Linked DNA regions of Mus musculus: regions 1 and 3 are each linked to region 2. Evidence: chromatin loops called from intact Hi-C (ENCODE). Cell type or tissue: left cerebral cortex. All regions are shown on one strand.

What was found. A loop is a pair of places that touch in the nucleus more often than their neighbours do. Peaks named below come from ENCODE experiments on the same cell type or tissue, not always from the same donor. Only the 100,000 strongest peaks of a DNase experiment are listed, where the experiment ranks them.
Region 1: it touches region 2 in a loop (5-fold over the local background); 4 of 42 quality-filtered maps call a loop at or near these places.
Region 3: it touches region 2 in a loop (5-fold over the local background); 6 of 42 quality-filtered maps call a loop at or near these places.

The regions. Positions count from the first base shown.
Region 1 is chr10:101,678,273-101,686,272 of GRCm38, forward strand. It overlaps a transcript of Mgat4c not described here. Among named protein-coding and RNA genes, the nearest start is that of Mir3059, 90 kb to the right of the region's middle. In left cerebral cortex, a CTCF peak has its summit at 3,346; DNase peaks (open chromatin) are centred at 3,413, 3,828 and 4,639; H3K4me3 peaks cover 2,361 bases; H3K27ac peaks cover 1,334 bases.
Region 2 is chr10:100,737,835-100,745,834 of GRCm38, forward strand. Gm35722 (predicted gene, 35722) reads right to left here and starts at 3,801. Exons shown (of 3, transcript NR_152765.1): 1 at 3,622-3,801. In left cerebral cortex, a CTCF peak has its summit at 4,422 (motif pointing right); DNase peaks (open chromatin) are centred at 3,613 and 4,421.
Region 3 is chr10:102,150,334-102,158,333 of GRCm38, forward strand. It overlaps a transcript of Mgat4c not described here. Among named protein-coding and RNA genes, the nearest start is that of Mgat4c, 220 kb to the right of the region's middle. In left cerebral cortex, CTCF peaks have their summits at 4,736 (motif pointing left) and 5,731 (motif pointing left); DNase peaks (open chromatin) are centred at 3,015, 4,760 and 5,736.

The sequences.
Region 1 (8,000 bases), 940 kb after region 2:
AACACATGATCATCTTGTTAGATGCGAAGAAAGCATTTGACAAAATCCAACACCCATTCATGATAAAAGTCTTGGAAAGATCAGGAATTCAAGGCCCATACCTAAACATGATAAAAGTAATCTACAGCAAAACAGTAGTCAACATCAAAGTAAATGGTGAGAAGCTGAATGCAATCCCACTAAAATCAGGGACTAGACAAGGCTGCCCACTTTCTCCCTACCTATTCAACATTGTACTTGAAGTCCTAGTCAGAGCAATAAGACAACAAATGGAGATCAAGGGAATGCAAATTGGAAAGGAAGAAGTCAAAATATCACTTTTTGCAGATGATATGATAGTACATATAAGTGACCCAAAAATTCTACCACAGAACTCCTAACCCTGGTAAACAGCTTCAATGAAGTATCTGGATATAAAATTAACTCAAACAAGTCAATGGCCTTTCTTTACACAAAGGATAAACAGGCTGAGAAAGAAATTACCGAAACAACACCCTTCTCAATAGTCACAAATAATATAAAATACCTTGGCGTGACTCTAACTAAGGAAGTGAAAGATCTGTATGATAAGAACTTCAAGTCTCTGAAGAAAGAATTTTAAAAAGATCTCAGAAGATGGAAAGATCCCTTATTCTCATGGATTGGCAGGATCAATATAGTAAAAATGGCTATCTTGCCAAAAGCAATCTATAGATTCAATGCAATCCCCATCAAAATTCCAACTCAATCCTTCAACGAATTAGAAAGGGCAATATGCAAATTCATCTGGAATAACAAAAAACCTAGGATAGCAAAAAGTATTTTCATATATTTTTAAAGCAGATTATTTAACTGTGATTTCTTGTTTGCCTTGCTGTAGTTCTCTATATGGGATGGGAATTAGTTTGTTTTTTGGATTTATATATGCATACATTCCATTAGAGCCATATCCCCACACATGTTAATCCTCCTTTCACCTCACCTTTTGTACTCTTCTATAAATAAGTTGCTCTCTGTGCCTCTTTTTCTGAATTCTTTTTGTTTTATGAATCAGTGAGTTTAATCAGAGCCTTCTCAATGTAGACCTGTGTGGACGTATGGACAGGAGCTCAGGCAAGTCACATTGAACTCACCATTGAAAACATTTACCTCTGCTTCTACAACCAAGAAATATCAAGGGAGAGTTCAGATAGACCCCAGCTCCACATATTTGTCTGCATGTTGAGAGACTCAGCATAATTCCCTCACTGTATTAGCAATTACAGCGTCTGTGAGCACATGAATGTAGCAGACATGCTAATCTCAGAAGATAGTACTTCACTGCACAACTTTACATCATGTACAGTTCTTCGTCCTTTTCTGGGATGTTCCTGGAACCTTGGAAACCATAGTATGCTTTCCCACAGAAAGCTAAACACCCACCCCACTTACCATTATATATTCCTTCATTGTACGTGTCTGTTACATTGATTTTGGCAAATATTGCCTTTAATTCTGTGAACTGTTTTCCATTGTACTGAATCCCTTAATAAACAGTATTTTGATTTTAATATGGTTTGAGTTGGCTGATGTTACATCCTTACTAGTGGTCCGGGTGTCTGGTTTCATTCTATTGCATATCAATGAGCCATTCTTCCAGCATCATTTCTTGAAGCATGTTCTCTTCTCAGGGACAGTTGTTTGTGCCTTTGGTGAACATCTTTTGACAACATAGTAAAGACTATGTATTTATTTAATGGTTCTAGGGACTGAACCCAAGACATTGTACAGACTAAGCATTCTAAGCTAGTTAGAGCTTTGGCTTGGTAAAGCTTTATTTGTTTGCTTACTGTTCAATTGTATTAATCTAAATATCTGCCATTTTTCCAGAATCACCTGCTCTTATACAAAGCTACTAAAAGAAGACTTGCTTTCTATTTGATGACTTTAGATAAGAATGGGAATTACTTCATATGGCTGACAGATTATTATAAAGATGGAGAGCATTATTCTCCAGGTAAAAATGAAAACACAGATTATAATTTTTATTTTTAGACCCTTTTGTATACTTTAGAATATGAAACAAGTTTAAAGATGATCAAGAAACTCAGAACAGATCAAATAGATGCCTTTTGTAATTAAATTGGTTTAGATATGTGGATGATAGAAAGGTTGGAATGAGGGAGAAAAGGATGAGAGATATTTAAAGTAGATAATAATCAGCACATGTTGGGTTATGTGCAAGGGGCCAAACCTTAACAATCTAATATTACACTTACTGTTTTCATAGCTTGATAGCCACGTATACAGTGACATCTTTTTCCCTGAGAGCCCCTGATGAGAAGAAATTGGCAGCATCCAGCTCTAGTGTCTCATGTTATGTTTCCAGTACACACGCCATCCTCAGGAAATATTAGCTATGATGATTTCATAGTTGGGAGAGTAAAAGGCAAGATTTTGATGGAACCCAATTTTCCTGATTTCCAGATAACTGTATTTATTTTTGTTTTCCCTCAAATATGTAAACTTATTCCCATAATGGAACCAAGAATTTGCTGCAACATCATACATTCAAATATTAAACATTAAACATGTCTTTGGCACAGGAGAACACACAGCAAGCAGAAGATTAGTTTCATAGATGCTGGGTATATTTTCAAAGTGCAAATATTCTCATAAGTTTCAATGCCTTCCTTGTCTCCAAATTACATTCCTTCTCATATTACAAATCTAAGACATGGATCTGTGCATTTTAAAATGCATTGGTGCTTTGCTTGGTTTTAAGACACCAAAAGAACTCTGTTTTATGTCTCAAATACAGAATATTATTAAAAATATGGGATGTTTAGGGCTCTGTCCAAAGGGACAACATTTATTTCTTTAACTATTTATTAGCATTAGATATTTTTTGTTTGTTATATTATGCCCTTTGAATTTTGAGTGACATTAGAGAACTACATATTTCTTCGTGGAACTGAATCCACTTAAGTGATTGTCACTAAAAATGTCATTTTTCATAATTGTATACTAAAATGTAAATCAAAACTGCCTCTGTGTTAGAAAATATAATAAAATGCTTAGAAACAAAGGAGTAAATACCGGATAGATAAATTATTATTAAAATAGAAAAAGAAGAGAGAGAAAATTCATTGTAAGTAAAACTTTGCTTCTACCACATGAAGCTATATATATTTTTAAGGTATAGATTCTAGACTGTAGTTTGAAGGAAAGCAATAGTGCAAATAAATTCCATGCCACTAGACACTTTAAAATACTAGATTTAGCAGCAGTCACATTAGCTTAGATAATGGGAGAATTTTTCTTCATTGAAAATGCTCTCTGTCGCTTAAGAACTTACTGAGGCAGCCTGCCATCTAGCTTTTTCACAGAAAAACAGGCTTGCAGACTGCAGATGAGAGAGTCTGGAGCAGAGACAGTTTTAACTTAGCCATTCCTAATTTATCTCAAGCGTTTTCAATTCATCTTCACTGCTCTGTGCACACAGGAACACCAGATTGCCATCCCTGGGGAACAGAACGCAACCGGGGATCTAGAGAGCTGTCACATTCCAAGAAATATTTAAATTGTGCTGGTTTTCTTCTGGAGAGCTGAGCCCAGGGAATGAAACTCTCCATCCAGTCGTAGCTTTGCGGGCAATAGATCAGAGGATATTGCCAGGCTCCTAATGGATTATTGTTATCGGGCAGGTTTTCTCTGAAGGTACGTAGTTATTTTCTCAATTCATTACCCTCTCCTATTTATCAAGTAATAAGCTAATGAGCTGGGAATCCAAACCTGCAAATAGAGAAAGATGTTAAGGAGTCAGTATTGACTGGGTAATGGCACTTTATTGCTGCATGTTTGCATGGGAAATAATAGGATTCCTTTACTGAAGATAAGAATATATACTTTAAATTGCTGTGTCAGCACAAAACAAGCAAAACCAAAACAAAACCGTGCTGCAGGCTGCATTATAATAAGTTCGTATTAATTCTCTGGAGGGTTTTCCTTTTGTAGCTACAGCCAATAATGAGGGGAAATACGTACTTTGAAAACTTGCTCCAGCCTGTGTATTTTGGAATAGTCATATTTTCTCTGTCTTGGCAAATACTTTCTATTGAATGCTGATACTAAATATGCTGCTTTTCATGGCTATTTATGCAGATATATGAATGATGGAAATTTTTTAATTTAAACAAACTCTACTAGAAGTATTTCTGAGAACATGGTAAAGAAACATTTTGTGTTGCTGATCAATATTTGTGAGTTTGAAGGAAATTCATTAAAATTATCTACTATGTTGTTACAAATACAAATATATTGTAAAAAAAATTGTTTTCTTAATATATAAAAATTCTCATGCTGTCCCTTAGGTGGAAAAAGCATTTAGTAAAGTAACATTTTAAAAGCTGCCAAAGTTCTGAACAATTACTGGTATAATGAAAAGGGAGGAAGCAGCTTTGACCTACGTGAAATAGCTTATTTTACAAAGATCTATTGCAATGGGAAAGATGACTTCTCTCTGTGTGTTAACTAAAAGTTAAGGATGTGTATGTCGATTGTGTCAGAGAAATCACAGAGTTTATAAAGCAAGAGGACATTTTCTGAAACTACTGTGCTATGAGTGTTCGATGCATTCTGACATCTCTTGACTGCATGAATGGGCTCAGTGAAATCTACTGGGTTGCTGGTAGTTTTCCATAAGGAAAAATGACTATGAACCTTTTGCAGGTATGACTACTGCAGGTGTATATACAGTGAGGTGGAGTGTAGCAGCTGCTCTGTTTGGACTGGGACGCAGACTTTATGTACCCATCCTGGGTTAATCATGGACTTAGAAGAGGAAGTGGTAGAAGACTTTGAAGGAGTCATTAGTAAAGGTTCTACTTTTTTTTTGGAGCATTGCAGAAAGTATTAAGAAGATGTGTGTGTGTGTGTGTGTGTGTGTGAGAGAGAGAGAGAGAGAGAGAGAGAGAGAGAGAGAGAGAGAGAGAGAGAAAGAGAGAGAGAGAGAAAGAGAGAGAGAGAGATTGAGAGAGAGAGAGACAGAGAGAGAGAGAGAGAGAGAGAGAGAGAGAGAGAGAGAGAGAGAGAGAGAGAGAGAGAGAGAAGAGAGAATCAGAAAGACAGTGGCTTTCAGAGAATCCCCCTTATGCTTAAAGGGACTAAAAGGGGAATAAATCGAAATGCATAAAGAGAATTGAATCCTCAAACTCCACTTTTAAGTACTTTCTTCCCCATACCTTTGGAGGAAATGAAGAATCAGAGTTAAAATTGAGGTTTCTCCATGGATACTTCCATTTGGCAAGCTGTTCTCTTTTGTGGAACCCCTTTCTCCACTCATTTGCAGTCTGTTTGTTCTTTTCCTTTTTCACCAATAATGGAAAGCTCTACTTTAAATCTACAAAAGAATCTAAAAGCACTCAAATGCTTCCGTATCTCAATTGCTCATGAATGTTTAAGGACAAAGCATGTGTATTTTACTTTAACCAGTGACTCTCCTAAAATTTTCAGCTTCTGTTATAAAGAGCATTAGAACAGTTATTTTAGGCAACACATTTTTTTGAAAAGTACCAATATACAACAAAAGGTAGTTATCTCAGCATTGAGAAAAGGAAGATATAATAGTAGCTAAACAATGCTTTTAATTGTTTAGAATATTATATGGACCAAGCACATCTGAAAACCAGCTCCAAATTACAATGAACTTTCTTATCACCCTGACCTCATGTTAACCTTTTTTTAAATTACAATCATGCCAGCACCTTCTGCCTTCCCATAAGCCACATTTACTTACCCAGATATTTAAATAGGCTCAGCTTCTTGCTCTAGTACTAAAAGTTATTTTATTCCATCTTATGGTGAGTTCATTGCAAAATATATTACTGTAATTTCATTTTATTATTTGCTACTAAATAATGTTTATTGAGTACTTGTGATGGCTTTGCTGCTTCTGCGCAACATGTAGTAGGAAAACATGCAATACTATTCTGTCCTAAGTCAAAGAGTTTATTAATATTTCAGGGCCTCTAATTGGATCAAAGAGAAGGGTGATCTTTTATGTACGTATAATGTATTAAATGTCTAATAGTTTGTCAGTGACTTGCATATATCGTTATGGGGGATACATGCAGATGACCTATTAGATTTCAAATCCTCTTTTAACTATACCCCACATGTAAAAGTAGCATAATGAATGAAACATTGGATTGAGGATTTAAAAATATCGTTAGATACAGTAAGGAAGTTTGTCTAAGTTTCTTTATCTCTATATATCTGGCCTCGGTTGTGTCTATACAATGATGATATCTAGCTTTAAAATTTTGTTTGGGGAGTTCATGTATTCAAGTATCAAAAACTTCTATCACAATCAATATCTAATAAATGGTACTCATCTCAAAGGCAATTTTATCACAGCCTTTTAAGTAAGGAATATCTAGGTTTCCACTGAAGATTCTTGACTCTCCACTTTCTCAATAATCCATGTGTGTTGTTTTGTGTTTGTAATAGTATAATTATATTAAGTAAGAAATTAAACATTGACAGTGTTTTGTCTTTTGGTATTAAAGTACTTGTAGATGTGCCAAAACATTACACATGCAAATATAAAATTAGAAATTGATTAGAAACTGGCAGGCACTTTCTATATGAATATCAAACAGCTAAAATACCAGTCATAACTTAGCAAGGAAAGCAGACATAACTGTGGCTCATTTTTCTTGTACCTTTTCCCAAAGGACATAACAACAGAAGACAAGACAATAAATCCTCTTGCTCATTAGATTTTACCTTGTAACCATTTTATTTGTATTCTCTTTTGCAAGTAGTTCTAGTAGGGAGATGTCTACATATTCTGGCTGCTTAGAGAAAATCAAGCATAGAAAATTACCCTGCAAAGAAGAAAGTATTACATTAAAACTTTAGGTAAACTAAATAGCATCCACATTGAAAAAAATAGCAAATACTAATTTTGGCTTTAATTGGAAAAAAAAAGATCTTTTCCTCTTTTCCTCCTGGTTATGAATTCCCCTCATTCTACACTTCTGGGTTTTTCCCCACCTTCACTCCCATCTGGATAGAGCACTTTTCTGTTTCTCATTAGAAAACAGGCTTTAATCCCAGCACTTGGGAGGCAGAGGCAGGTGGATTTCTGAGTTTGAGCCAGCCTGGTCTACAAAGTGAGTTCCAGGACAACCAGGGCTACAGAGAAACCCTGTCTCAAAAAACCAAATATATATAAAAGAAAACGGGCTTGTAACTGTTAATAAAAAATAATTATACAATACGATAAAACAAAACTAACACATCAGAAGTCAGAGACCCTCTTAAACACACACACACACACACATTCAGGAGTCTCAATGAAACACTAAACTGGAAGCCATAACTTTTAATCAGAACACCTTGTATGAATTAATGTAAATCAAATATATGCTTCCCCAGTCTCTGTCAGTACATATCAGGTTTTAATCTTACTGGTATTTTGTTGATATCCTCTATTCCCTCTTGCTCTTGGTCTCTTTCTGCCTTCTCTACCACAAGATTTCCTGGGCCCTGGGGCAGGAAATTTAATAGTAGCCTTCCCTTTCCAGTTGAGTGTTCCAAGATCACAAACTCTTTTCATAATGTCTAGGTGCCTGCTCTCATCCGTTTCAGGTAGAAGCTTCTCTGTTGATGGCTGGGCAAGTTCTAAACTATGCGAATAGCAGAATGTGATTAGGAGTCATTGTATTGCTGCTTATTTGTTTATCTATTTGTTTATTCTTATAATAGTAGTATTTGGTTTTAGATTTCTGGGCTATCTTTTCTCTAGCTCTTGGTCACCCTAACAGTGTTGGGTATGTGGCACATCTTATAGAGTGGGCCTCAATCAAATCGCCGATTGGTCGGTGACTCCCATAAGCTTTGTGCCACCATTGTTCAAGCATATCTTTCTGGAAGGACACCACTATAGATCAAGGGATTTGTCTCTGTTTTGGCATTTGTGTTTCTTTTGGGTAGTAAGCAGAGGAGCATCATGCACTAAATACAGTAGAATGTAA
Region 2 (8,000 bases):
GTTGGACTCCAAGAAAAAGTGTCAAGGAAGCAGATTTTTCAGGACAGGTCTCAATGTACTTTTCTTTTAGTAGAAAGAGGTAAAAATCCAAAAGAAAAAGAAAATCCCATTAAGTTTTATCTTAGCTCAGTGTTATTGTGCATGTGTTAGATGACTTAGGCATGGTTAGAAAATTTCAGTTTGTGATAACTGTTGTAGACAAAGGTCTATGGGGAACATATATGGGGCTCCCACAGAATGATGCAAAAGTCTCAGCAGCAGGAAATATGACAGAAAGAGAAGGACTCTTTAATGACACCCTCTATCATGTTCTATTCAACATAAGCAAACTGAACAGAAATTTTAATTATATTTTGTATATGGCCCAGAGCACAGTTTGATATAAAATAAAACTTTCATGTGTCATCTTTTATGTTGTTGGTATTTTAGGTTAAAAAAAATCTTAAGGTTTTTCTAACTTTAATCACTGACTCAATAAACACATGGGTGCATTTCAGTGGGACAAACCCTGATTAGATTTATGTGATAGACAATATGTTCAATGATGGGTATATGAAGATAAATCAGACATGCTACCTCAAAGGGCTGAGAGAAGTAAGGCTGAAAAACTGATAGATAATTAAAATTTGTTTCCCCCCCCTCTTTTTAAGTAACTAAAAGCACAGCTTCTCCAAATCTGATATTTTCTTAAAGATGCAATTATATTTTAATTCAGCATAGAACTATTCGAGTGATAAAAGAAAAGTAGCTTTAATTCCTACATTTCTTGCTTTTGTATTCTGTTCTGTTTTAACAGACGACACATTTCAATCATACACAACTTTCGACTTTAAATATGACTTACTGTTGTAAAGGATACTGTGCAATACAACTCCTTGCCCTAAAGCTCAGAGATCATTGCAGAAGATGGGGGGGGGGCGGAGAATGATTGAAAATATAGCCAGGAGGAGGATATGAGAGCATTTGGAGGGAGGGAAGGGAAGGATAACTCCAATAGACAGGTCAAACTGGATAGAGAAAAGCCCACCGGGCCTCATCTCTACACAAAGAACTAGACGCAACTGAGAAAGACTTCCCGAGAAGGACCACACGAATTGATCGTCTAGTACCAAGTGGTTAGCCTCCTAAATCATACTTATAAGTTTTAATGGACCTAATGGATCTAATGGACCGAACAGGTAAAATTCAGAAGTGTGTGTGTGTGTGTGTGTGTGTGTGTGTGTGTGTGTGTGTGTGTGTGTGTATGTGTGCATGCAGGAACAATCAGTTGGAAAAGAAGCCAGGAATTTTTTTCCCCAATAGATAGCATTATTTTTAATTAGATATTTATTTCATTTACATTTCCAATGCTATCCCCAAAAGTCCCCCATACCCCTCTCCACTTCCCTACCCACCCACTCCCACTTCTTGGCCCTGGCGTTCCCCTGTACTGCGGCAGAGATGGCTCAGCCCTTAAAGGCTAGGCTCACAACCAAAAATAAAAGAAGTCAGGAATTTTAAGGAAAGGTTATAAGGGAAGGTTCGGAGGGAGGAAAGGGGAGGGAGATATGTTGTAACTATAGTATAATCTCAAAAATTGACATAAAATGAATAAATGTTAAAATATTCATACACATAAAATAAATATATGCCTTTTTTCAATCTGAAAATTATAGCCCTTAATGTTGAGCACCACAATATCTATTCTACTTGTATATTAGTTCAATGAGTTGGATAGAGTGATTTTTTTTAGTTTTTGCAAGTATTTTTTAATTAATAAAGTTTCAAAAGGCAATTTGATGGTTAAGTATATTTCAGAGAACTTTTGACTTATTATATTTTTCAACTTATTTAAGTTCTGGCATGCAAATGTGCATACTTTTTGTTTTTGAAATGATAGTTAAAATGTGTGTACAGGATCATGTCTGGAAGTATATATAATATAGGTTGACCTGTACTGGTTAATTTGCCATGTACATTTCTTCATGTAATTATTGTTTTATTGTCAAGAATAATTGGAAATCACTTTCTTGGCACTTTTCAATACTTACCCATCCTTATCATCTTATGCAATTCTTACATTTTTTTCCTCTGGATACTTTGTATTATTTGACTGCCATTTGTCAACCCTGCCCTTGAAGTTAACATGGAAGCAAGGCAATCTCATCATAGGAGGTTAATGTGTGATTTTTAATAATCCTCTGAGTCTAATTAGTACTGTCCATATGCATGTGGGCATTTGGCCATCCACAGAAGCAGAGTGATCCACAAACAACCATGCCCATAAAGGTGAGGGTCTCCCCCTCCCTTCCACTGCAGCCATAAACTGCAAAGAGCTTTTAAAAAATAAAAGATATGAAATTTGGAGGAAAATCAGGTTGGGGACATTAACCTGGCATGCAGACAGATAGTATTGAGTCCATATGATCAGTATATACTGTATCAATTTATAGAGCATTCTTTTAAAGAGCAGAACAATTATTTTTAGAAAAGAATATGTTGTAGGGTTTGGATCAGGGTTCTTTGGGCTGAATTTACAACTTATTTTTGTGTCCTCTGATCCCTCAATTTCATCTACATCTCTGGTTTGCAAGATTTTTTTTCACATGTCTTGAAGAGTATAGCCATTTATCTTCTGTCTGTCTTTGTCTCTCTGCCTCTGTCTCTTCCTCTCTTCGTGTCTCTCTGTCTCTCTGTGTTTCTGTGTCCCTGTGTCTCTCTGTGTCTTCCTCCCCACCTTCCTCACTCCTTCCCTCTGTGTCTCGGTGTCTCTGTGTCTGTCTCTAACTCTGTCTCTCTGTGTCAGTCTCTGTCTCTCTGGCCGTCTCTCTCTGTCTCTGTGGCTGTTGCTCTGCTCTTGGTTGGCCACCTCCTGTGTGTTTGACTTTGGCTGAAAATGAGCAATGACTCCAAGTCTTTGAGGCTTGGTGCTGTTAGGCATCATTGAATACAGATGAAAACAACAGTATCCGGATTCGTGGGAAGCCCTTTGTGAGAAAATTGGCAGCAATCTCTTTAGAAAACCCTGGGTTGAACACACTTAATAGTTTTATGCAAAATTAAAAATTTGATCTTAAGAGCAGAAAGAGCATCCAGTGCCTGAATGTGGTTTTACAGTATTTTTTACTTCACATTTGCTGAATTGATTCTGGTTTTGTCTTTTAACTGCTTGACAAAAAAAAAACAAACAAAAAACAAAAAACAAAAAAACAAACAAACAAACAAACAAACAAAAAAAAACCGCACTCGACGCCAGTGGGGAACAGGATGTAGGTATAAGCAGGAGTTGTATCTTATAGAAGACATCGTATAACAGACGTCACAATCTCGTCCCTGAGGGTTTAATCTTCATATCTGTGTTACCCATCAGAGAACTGGAATCTCACACAGGGCATTTTGTTGCTTGCTACATCACTGCCATATTCTGCTTAAGTCCGCCTTGATTTCTATGAACATGGGGACAATCTGCTCTTCCTGTTCTAAATGAATCAATCATCATAGAAAACTGTAAACAAACATAGGCTTGTTTTCTTCTGGCTAGTCACAGGAGGGAGGGGGAAAAACACCTCTAGAGAGAGCTAAGACAAAGGAAGCTAAAGGAAGAGCAAACTCCCAATTACCGAGTGCCCGCGGTATACTTACCCTGTGCTGGTGACTCACAGGAAAGAAACACTTGGATGTTTTCACGAGAGCCAAAGGGAGAGATTAACTTTAAGAAATGCCTCTCTAGCATTTGACGGCAGTGATTCTGGAAAGCACATCAGAGGGAGAGCCTCGCATCACACAGAGGCACCGAGTCCAGAGATTGTTCAACTTTAATTCAGGTTCTGGAGGCAGATTCTGCTCGGGCATTAGTTCTTTAAATTTAGGGAATTGACTTAAAACCCTACATACATCCACCTCCAAACAAAACAAAGCAAAACAAAGAGGCTATTCTATTTCCAGGGGTTCTAGACACTGGTTTGGTGAATCATAGATATTTTTTTCTTCTCTTAAGAAATAAGGGACATATTCCTATTTCTTAATTTTTTGAAAAGGAAGACACAGTTCCTGGTTTTGAATCCTCAGTACTGCGAAGTAGTATAAGGAAGAGTTTCTTGCTCATATTGTTGAGAATGCTCGACTTTTTCCACAACTGTAATATGCTCCGAGAGCAGTTTGGTCCGTGAACCTTAGGGACCATGCGGTTAACACCTGCCCCCCCCCCCCCCCCATCCCTTTGGACACTAAGCTTTGTGGAGAAATTAAAATCGCTATCAGTTTCCAGCTTCTGTCTATTTTTTCTCAGTGTTGTCTTCTAAGAATCTCTCCCAACAGGGCACTTTCACTTTCTTAGCCTTCAGTTTCTACTCTGGAAAAATCTCACAGATTTACTACAAAAGTGGAGTTGAGGAGTAGTTTGTGAAGACCACTGGGGCGCCCGCGGGCTACTGTGCCTGGCCACTAGGTGGCACTCTAACCACACACGCTTTTAATCAATGACTTCGACTTTACGGATGAAAAATTTCACTTGCTTTCTGTTTTAAAACTGTTCCCCATTTTACCACTCAAATGAAAGGCTTAGCTTTCAGACCACTTGAATTTTTTATGTTGTGCTTTATAAAATCACAAAGTTCAGTTATTTTGTTAGGCATTCAATAATTTATAAGTCCCTTTTCTACCTCATATAACAAGAAGCCAAATCCAACCAAATATGTGAGTGGTAGTGAGATACGGATATATTTGTTTGGCTTCGCTGCTACAAAATACACATTTTTGAAGCACTATGATGTGATCAGGCCAGGTAAAAAATTTAAAATATCTCAAAAACTATACAGGGGTATGAAGGGAAATGTTTTGCACTCCTGTGACATAAAGGAGAAAAATGGCCTTTTGGTACATTCGTTATTGTAGCTCACTGAATTTGTTGATTATTGCTACGGATATATTAATTGGAGATATTCTGTACTTTACAAGATTTTCTGTAAAAGTCTTAAAACAAATTTCTTCTCTGGAATGGGTAGTAGCGCTCTTAAAGGAGAGAGATCTCTATTCTTAGAGTTGAAGTGGCATTTCCATTTGTACAATCACCCAGACCAGAAATCTCAAACCCAATTTGTTTGTGATTTTGCTTTCAGGGACTATGTGGAAGTTCAATAAACAAAACCCAAAATGTTTCATGGAATGATTCTTTTTGTTCAAACAAATTCATATCCAGACACGGAAGAGGCAAATATTCAGGTGTAGCTTCCAGCAATAGCAATGAATGACAACAGTTAAAATCAATAACAGACAAACGAGCAAACAAAAGGCAAACAGTGTACATTATTATTTTTTAAAGTTAGTACCTTAAATAGGTCTATATATTTTCTCCTAAACAGTATCATTGCCTATATCCATTTCCATGGTACTACTGTTCTCATAAGGGCGTTTACATACATCTATGCAATGGACATCAAACATATGAACCTATATTCCTTTTTTATCATTTCCATTCTATGTTCTTCACTTTCCTCTCAGCCTTTGTTACTCTCCTCGACCAGTGCTTCATCAACCTGTGGGTCAAGATGCTTTTGAGGGTTGAATGAGCCTTTTGCAGGGTCACGTATTATGCTTGGGGGTCACCACGAAATAAGGGACTGTACTAAAGGTCGCAGTATTAGTATGGTTGTCCTAGACAGTATTGCTTGTACTTACAAATGTTTTCATATTCATTGATTGATATATTTATTGTGTGTGTCTGTGTGAGGGGAAGAGGAAAATTTTTTATGGGAACAGTCTCTCCTCTCACCATGTGGATTCCAGGAACCAAATTCAGCAGGGGTCAGGCTTGGCGGCAAGGACCATTACCCACTGTGCCATCTCATGGACCCCATTTTCAGTTTATCTGGCTCATTTTGATAAATTCTAAAGAATCCTAATAGATCTATGATATGAACAAATGCAGTAATAATTTTAAGATATGGATTTTAAATGATAAATGATATAGGGAAATCAAACTCTTTTTCAAATAATGGAGTTCATCTTTCTTTTAAGTAATGTGTTATGCCAAATTGTTTGAAATATGATATTTACAAACATTAAACATATAGCAAACCCACATAGTCATTGGCTCCATACTACCCTAATCTTCCCATAGTAGGATCTTTTCCCTTTTTTTAAATTTCTCATAACTTCCTGTTTTAAGTCCAGTATGTGTCACTCTATAGGTGTCTAGTAACTGAATAAGTTTCTGAATACATATCTGAATCTAGTCATTCACAAAGCCACAAGAGTAAGCACTTACCTTTTATACTACGTCATAGCAGGAAAGAATACAGTTTTTTTTTTCCTCCCAAGTTGCCCAGATGGCGTTCATGTTTCCTCTCAATTGGACAGGCTTCTCACTGGCTACAAAGGCTGTCACCTTTCCTTGACCGGGCATTACTTTAGAAAACATGTAATTGCAATCATAAACGCTCTTGCGCCCTCTCTCTCTCTCTCTCTCTCTCTCTCTCTCTCTCTCTCTGTGTCTCTCTCTGTCTCTGTCTCTCTGTCTCTGTCTCTCTATCTCTGTCTGTCTCTGTCTCTCTATCTCTCTGTCTCTCTCTGTCTGTCTCTCTGTCTCTGTCTCTCTCTCTCAAATATAAATCATCTTGCCATCTTTACAACCCAGAATAGTCTTTCTCAAGGACCTGAGAGCCATCTCTTGAAATGTAATCATGGATAAAGGGGGTGGAGGGTGGGGTCTGATCTTTAATGGGGTGGCAGGGGAGCAGTATAATGTCAATAATTGCAAATGAGCTCTCTCCCAGCCCTAAGCTTACAGACCATTTGCTCCTCAAGTCCTCCAACACTTTCCTGCTAGTTCCTCACCTCTAACCCAGTCCTTCACAGCTTCCTTATCTCTGTTTCAATGGAGTTGAGTCCAATTTGTCTCCATTGTGATCTTCCCTGTTAAATCAGCTTTGCTCTTCAACTGTCCTGCCTAATTTTACTTGAGCCAAATTTCATTTTTTTTTTAAATAAAAGAGGAGCATAAGAAATATCAAAGTAGCTTGTGTCAGTGGTTGTTTAGGTCAGGGCTAAATCCCTGTTAGTGGCACTGAAGATATGTATGTGTTTTATTTCCTTATGAATATTAACTTCACATGTTAGGATATACTTCAACCCCTTTTAAATGTTCATAAATTCAGGTGGAAATATTTCTAAAATTTACTTAAAGCCTCTTGCGAATGAATGAATGATCGTATTTTTTATTATTTAATTTTTTGGGGGAGCCAGTGATCAAAATTATTATAATAGGTAGTTTACTAAATAAAGTTCCAACAGTACTGTGTTGCTTTTGAGTGTGTGTGTGTGTGTGTGTGTGTGTGTGTGTGTGAAAGAGAGAGAGAGAGAGAATGAAATGAATGAATGAATGAAGGAAGGAATTCAGAGATGTCATTCTGGGAGACCACTCAGAATCAGATAAACTTTTTCTCAGCATGCCAAAGCAACATGTTCAGGATATCTCCAATCAACTGTCATTGTGCTTAAAATGAAAGCGGTTCTATTGATAAGTTTGTTTATAATAGATAGACTAAAGGAGATTTTAAAATTCCACATAATTTACAGTTTTAATTTTTAACAGTATAGTGCTTTGTGATTTTCTAGAATTATTTAAGTCCCCAGGAGACCTTTAATGGTTTATTATGTGTTCACAGTTTACACATGATAAATTTGATCAGATATTCTCAAGTCTCCCTTAATATGGCCCCAAAGTTCTAAAGTAGTGATCAGATACAGTGAGTAACCAAAGTATATATTTTGTCCTGGAAAGCAATATGCTTCTTTCCCATAAGGGTAAGGTTTTTTTTTTGTTTTTTTTTTCCTCTGAAAATCAGAAACCAAAGCAATTCAAATCCTTCTGTGTGCATGACCTAGGGTCCTGGAACCCAGCTACCATTTCCTGTTCACACATAAAGTGTTTCTTGGGATTCCGGAGAATCTCTTTCTAACTCTGCCCTGGAAATGAACTGCCCCTTAGGGTTATAACATCTTTCTCTCTCCTTCTCTGAGCC
Region 3 (8,000 bases), 1.4 Mb after region 2:
TTTCATTTTTATCGAGAAATGTGACAGAGGGTTTTTATATTTGCTTCTTTTGATTCTTTGTTTTACTCCGTGCTTGAGCAAGCTAAACAAAAGATGAAGAGAGGTTTGAATGCCAGAATTTAAAATGGGAAGATGTTCTGTGTATCAGCATTGTGGAGGAATAATTAATAGAGAATAAGAAGAAAGATGTAAGTAGCTTAGAGCAGCCTGGACAAAGGCTGAATTGTAAGGCCCTGTCTCTTTCTCTCTCTCCATTAGAGATATAGGCCCACACTCGTGATTCAGGAATGGAACATACTATAATTGCTTGAATCAGAGAAGTTGCCCACAGCTTCAGGTATTTTTCTCTTCACTAGAGGCAGTTCTCTGAAGATCTTCAACTCTTGAGCAGGAGGGGCTCAGGCTATTAGTTTCAATATTTTCATTTGCTTTCTCTGCTTATCTCTATGAACGCGTAGCCATGCGGCATGACACTCACACAATCACGGAAAGAGTGATTCCTTAATTATACCTTTCCCAATGTAGAAGACTCAATCTTATGAAACCATGATCCAAAGTAAATGCCCCTTCCTTTAAGCAGATCCTGTAAATTATTTTGCTTCAGTGATGACTCAGTGTGTATGAAGGAAATGGTTTCATTACTGTGATAAATCTAACCATATGACTACTGGTTCTGTGGAGATGGTTTGAAGGAAGATTATGAGTAAGTGGGAACATGCTTGCCATTATCTATGAACATGATTCTAGAAAGTTTTCATGAAGAACAAGAACAACCCTGATTGTGTGTAGCACCATCAGAGGGAAGGAAGCTTGGGAAGAATAAAAATAAGAAAGTAAGCCTGACCATTACAGATGCAGATGCCTGTAGCCAAACAGTGGAGTGAGCAAGGCTACACCGATGGAGGAGTTAGAGGAAGGACTGAAGGAGCTAAAAGTGTTTACAAATACACAGGAAAAACAACAATATCAACCAACCAGACCCCCCACCCCCTGCTGAGCTCTCAGGAATTAAACCACCAACCAAAGAGTACACATGGAGGGACCCATGGCATCAGCTTCATATGTAGCAGACGATAGCTTTGTCTGACATCAGTGGGAGGAAATGCCCTTGGTCCTGTAAAGGCTTGATGACCCAGCTTAGGGGGACGCTATGGCTATGAGGCAAGAGTGGGTGGGCAAGGAAGCACCCTTATAGAAGCAGAAGGGATGGGGATGAGATAGGGGTTTTGCAGAGGGGAAACAGTGAAGAGGGATAACATTTGAAATGTAAATAAAAAACAATAAAAATAAGTAAAAATAAAAATATAAGAAAGTAAGGTGAACACAAGTATTTTTGCCATTCCGTGCTCAATACCAGGGCCACAAGGACAAGGTCCCTTGTCCTACTGTCCCAGACCTGATGTTGTCTATCTCCTCAAACTAAAAGGAACACTTCTTTCCTCTAGTAGCTTTGTCAGAAATGAGTCAAAAGGGTTCTAACACAGGGTAAAGAATGGTTGTAGTGGAGAGCCGAGACCATTAGAGATGCAACGTTTATTGCCTGCTATATTGAAGGTAAATACCCCAAAAAGAGAGGCCATGTGAACTGTGAATGGATTTTTATAGAGCTGAATCTACTGAAGCTCATGGGAACAAAGATAAGGGCTTCTGCCATGTGCTGGAATGTCAGACTTGGAGCCAAAGCATTTGATCTTTGTGCTGTTTGGTTTTGATTTTGCTTAGACTGAGATGTTCCTGCTATCACCTTTTGTCTTTATTTTAGACTGAGAATATTGCTACATTTTACATTAAGAATAGAGAGCTTTCTCCTTTTTTTATTTTACTGGGATCTATATTTAACAATTTGTATTGTTTCTTAGTAGAGACTATAGAATTTTTTTTACTTGATTATTGTAAGAACTGTTAAAATTATGAAGACATTTGAGATTGGACTAAGTGAATTCTCTATTATAGAGTGGCTATGGGATTTTGTGGTGCTCATTTGGACTGTAATATTTAAAAATAAGCATCGGAAGAGTCTACCCTAAGTATGTGGTTGTTGATTCTCACTGTGTAACTATATTTGTGGTGTGTGTATGTGTTTGCATGTGTGTGTGTCTGTGTGTGTGCGTGTGTGTGCAGTTGTATGTGTGGTCATGAGTGAGTGCACATATATTGATATATAGGACACTTCAGGGCAATCACAGTGTGACAGACATAAATAATCAGAGGTGTTGACTCCAATAATATCTTCAAGGGCACAAACTTGACAGCCCAACGTCTTCCCACAGGGCCCCACATAATGTTTCCTCCAACTCCCAAGAGCACTGTATGTGATCCAATAAACGGTTAATACTTGTGCTCTAGGCAACTCAAGTGTAAGCACCAGGCGAGGGGCCTATATTTTACACAGTACTTGCACTTCACCCCGAATATTCCAATAAAAGCTGTTGAAAATCCTTTGTCTGTTTCTAGCATGGAACTGGTTTGATTTCAGTTGGGTTGATAGGTGGGAATGCTGCTTTTTGTGACAATCAGTGATTTTGATCCTCTGTTAGGCAGAGTGTTCAACACTTCCAATGGAGATCATTATTCCTGGAATGAAAATACAATTTCAAATTGTCTCCTGTATGTCCACATTGCTGACTAGTGATCCTTTTTTTTATTTGTTTATAATTGACCTCAAATGTGCTAAGTACATTATCCAGATAAACCTCACCAATATTGTTCTACAGAGATGATAAATTATATACCTTATATATTGCAGATGTTTTACTAATACCACTTTCTATTTCCTCAGGAAAGCATTGATCTTTTAAGTATCAGTGTGATCACATGTCTTTGATGAATTTAGGGATTAACATGGATCATAAACTCCTAGACAAAACTCAAACAAGAATTTATCTAAAGACATAGGTTCAAGTCTCCCACTACAATGTCCCAGAAAAGACACTGATACTTAGCTACTTAAAAATAGCCATAGAACCAACTAAGCGGTTTATGTTTTGGATCCTGAAATCACAGCTTTACACCACTGCTGAATAGCTGCAGGTGATGTCATCAATGTTGTGTGATGAATCATCAGCCCATTGCAAAGGAGCAGTAAGTTCAGAAATTCCAAGAAGAATTATGTATCAAAGGAGGGAAAAACCAACTTAACAAGAATTACTCTAATTTCCTTCTGCTGAAGTCAGGGAAGAATTAAGAAAAAGGCTAAAATAAAGTGAGATGGCATATATAATAAGAGTCTTACCCTATCATGCAATGACGTTGAAACATTATTGCAAATAAAACAGACAATATAAAAATGCATAGAATAGCCGGAATTGTTCCGAGTTCAAAATAATCACCCACAGAGTTGGTGTGGGTAAAGGGGTTGATATTGATGATATCATTGTTGCACTTATTATTAAAATAATGCTAAGACTGCTTGTGATAATTGGATTGTTCTCAACTCTTTAAACAATCTTCTGTTTTACAGGACTAGAATAGATAATAAGCATAAAGGTTACTATTTCTCAGTGTCTTTCATATAAAAACACCCATGAGTCTGAAATAAGATTTCAATATAAACACAGTGGATTTTTCCATGAATAGACCATTTCTTTTGTAGAATATACAGTAATTTCAATTAATTAATTCTCATTAAGTATAAATGTCGAATTTTTATGAGGCTGATATCACTGTACTTGGTCAAGACAGATAAAGAAAGCTATGATTTTTATCAATTTTGAATAGCGTGACACATATACAGAACACCAACTGAGATGGAAAATAAAACATAACATTGGTAAAAATTTCTACAAAAATATATGTGAAACAAAATACACTTAACAAAGGAGGAGGATATGAACACAGGAGACATGCTTGCTCCAAAACATGATAAGAACAAGTCTGTGTATCTATGAATTTTAGTTTTCATTATCAGCTAAGATACCCAAAATATACCTTAACATAGGGTAAGTGTGCTATCATCGTGTGTGTTATAACACAGTGTGCATTGAAATTGCATTGGAGCCTTGCCTTCAGATATGCGGATTTTCATACCTTTGCCACTCCTTTAAAGTTATTTCAATTTTTCCTAAAATAAAACTTACTGACAGGCAAACACAATAAGTATCTTCTTATTACCCATTATCTGACAAGAAATGTGATGTGCCCCAATAATTCCAAATGTTTCCAAAATATGTGCCTGCACCCAAAACAAAGATAACAATAATATACTCACACTCTAAACCAAGGAGATTTGGGGTAGATGTAAGAAAAATAGTGGCTGTGGAAATTATTAAGCATTATAAGGGAATTCAGGTGCTCTCAGTAAATACATGCTCCTATTGAAAATAAACCATATCTAGAACTTACTAGCTGGAAAATGTGGTTTTTATGTCTCTGTCTCCATGAGGTAAAACTGCTGCAGTCAGGGTTTCTTCATTTGTCTTAATACTAACTTTGCATTTTAAAGCAATTCCTTGTTTTGAAACAAAATTGAAGAAAAGCAATAACTTTTAAGGAGAGTGGATTCCAAAATTACTTATAATAAAAAATTGTAAATTAAATCAGATAGTTTTCGGTATTTCGAAATCGCATATTTTAAGGTGATATAAATAACTTGTTTTACTATTCTGAAGTTGAGAAATCTTAGGAACATTTATACCTATGCTATTCACATACTTTCTATTTTATTATTAACAAAAACAGGATCGCAATAAAGGCATTAGTGGCCAAATGACCAGAGCTGCCATCTTGTGGATAACTAGGTAATGGACCAGTCTTTTGCTTCAGCATGATGCAGAATGCTGCAATTTAATATTCTTCACTGTTCAACGTGAGACTGGTTAAAGTGATTTCAAGCTCCTTTGAATTCCTAAGTTCTGTCTGTAAATTATCACCTGAAGGATATGCTCATCTCTTGCAAAGTTAGTATTAACCCAAACCTTATTAATATGTAAGATGAGAAACAGTGTAGGATGGTTTCTCTAGTCTAATTAGCCTCTAGTGCTGATTTGTTTTGATAATATAAATAATTAGTTTAACCACAAAATTGATGTAACTGAAATAATTGTCAGGCAATTAAATACTGCAGTGATTTCAGCTCTTGGGAAATATATAGCAGGAAGGTATGGTAATAAAACTGAGGGAAATGTACTTGCTTGAAATACAAAATTATATCAGTTTTCTAAGAAATAATTTAGCCTCCGTATTCTTTATATTCCAACATATACACATATTACAGTTACTAAAAATTAAAAGCCATATTCTTATAGTGGTTTTGCTTCTTTACGTACTTTAAACTTAAAATATTTTTTGTTCGTTGGAACTCAACAATGCAAAATGACTGTCACAGCTGGAAGTCAAGAAGTATATTTTAAAGTGAAAAGTGTATTTTTTTTCTTGATGAAATATCAAATTATTGGAAGAACATGTTTTACTCTGGTATGTGTTAATGCTAAATTTAGTATTCAAGAAATGACATGCAGTTTGTATTTAATTTGCAAAGAACACACATATTACTCCAGATCATGTGATTGATTTTTCACATAGGATTAATTACATCCTGGATGTTCCTTAAATCCTCTCTAAGTATACATATGTGATTATTTAAACCTAAGGCATATTGTTTATGGGCTGGAATTATGACTTAGCAAATAAGCACTGGTCCTTGGAGAGGACCCAGTTTGGTCCTCATCACTCAAGTCAGCTTGTAAATGCCTATAATTTCAGCTGCCCTGATATCCATTACCACTGCCCTCTTCTGGCATCTGTGAGCACTACCTTAATATTCACTAACCCACACACACGTACACAGACATTCAAGCAAGCACACACATGGGCAAACATACATATGTACATAGATAGCATGTTACTCCCAATGTGTTAAAATGAAATTATGGTCCAAAGGTTCATTTATTATAGACTAACATTACAATTAAGTATTTCTCTTCTGCTTTTCTTCTCTCTTTTATTTCTCTTTCCAGTTAAAATATATTCTATTTTTACCAATTCATAGAAAAGTTTAAGATATAAAATTAATTTTCATGCAAATAAACTTTTTTGTAAATTTAACTTATTTGTTTAAAATATTAAACCTGTATGTGTGTGTGTGTGTGTGTGTGTGTATGCATTGAAATCTGATCTTAAAAGTTATAATTATACATTTTTGTGTCAGAAAACCTGTACACTGTACTTAGATAATCACCTATAGGTAAATAATATACAGAATTAAAGTAATTAATACAGAATGACAATGGCGCACACACAGTCTCTAGTCTTCACTTTGATCTCTTTTTAAGCCTATTTTAAGTTGCACTGAAACGCTAGAATAAATACAAAGCAAGTAAGAAAGATTATGATTTTTGTTCACTTAATTATTGGATTCTCCATTTATCTTATAGATGTAACTGGATGGCACATAAATCAGCCTGTTTTCTAAATGCAACTGAATATGATCTAATTTTTCTACTTCTCTGTCTCTATCATTAAATATTTATCTCATTAATATTTTATATAAAACATGAAGTATAGGAACATACTATATTATCTTCTCAATGACATATCATACCAGTGATAACAATATCATGTCCTTATCATTTGTCTACCAGAAATCCAGTTGACGTTCCCATTGCCCAAATTCATCTTTCTGATCTGCAATTCAATTTTATGTGACTTTGTGTGGCATACAGACTTCCATCTACAACTTTGTGATTTTATGCAGAAGTAAATGAACAGTGTCTTGCACATTTGCTCAAAGTACACTTCCTTTGACAAATCGATTTTTCTTTTAAATCTAGTTACTTCTTAGGCTTGACTAATATGATTAAATCCAAAGCAATCCTGGGAAGTGCAACAGTTTTGAAGAAAAATAAAATCCCTTAGAGTGAGTCACTATTTTAAACCCAGCTAATTTTCCATAGTACATTTTCAGTTGGAATTTTAAAAGTTGAATATGTTTCTCCTTCATTATTTGGAGAGCACCGAGTTCACTTTTCATTTTAACTCTCACACATGTCACCACAGTGAATATCTGATCCTTTGCCTGGCGATAATATTGATTTCTTTTATCATTTCGTGTACCACACTCGGTTTTGTATAACAAGTCTATATATTGCATTAGCTGAACCCTGTATCATCTTTTCTATGGATGATAGACTCATAGTCAATCTTTAGAATAAATGCTAATGGGCTAAATTTCTTACAGACTGTAGATTATAGTCATGGATCTTGAACTCCATCCAGAAGCCAGTCCCCTGCATCACAAAGAAACTGCTACACAGAATGAGTTAATCCTATGGTCCTAGTTGTCAGAAACTTGTGGGGGCTGGAATCAATTTCTTTCTAGTCATTATAAACTTTTAAAACTCTTATTGAAGTGATCCAGTAAAATAATGTACTGTTTGGAACTGGTCATTGGTCACAGGGGTATTTGCCTGGACTCCATCATTCAGAAGGTAAAGAAACAAGGCACATGCACACCAGGCGTCAATTGTAGCCCCACCCACCTCCCTATAGGTGGGTGTGGCTGAACTGAATCTTCCCACTCTCTCCCTAGCACTTTTACTGACTTTGTGTTTTCTGAGCTGCATGGATTTCGAAGGGTTTGCCTTGACATAAGGCAGCACTGGATTTAGTAGGTGCTTGGTCATTGAATAGCTCTGGTAATTCTTGCATCTCACAATGATCCCTCTGACAGCTCCTTTGGGTGGGTAAAGCTGGGGTATATTTCAAGGTGATTGTCGTTTTGTCCCTCTGGCAGCAAGCTGCTATAGCCACCTTATACCATTATCCTCCTCTTCCACTGGACATGTGCCTGGGGAGAAACATAGGGTTTTTGTCAAGATAGTAAGACATGGATAATTAGTCCACATTTGTGGGAAAAAAATAGAAGAATAGTACGATATTATAAAGTAGCTTTCAATTACGGAAATTGAATTGTCTAGAAATCCAGTGATTTTTAAATTACTCATTTTGAAAGCCAATATTTAATATCATCTTGTAACGATATTACTTTTAATATCACAGAATTT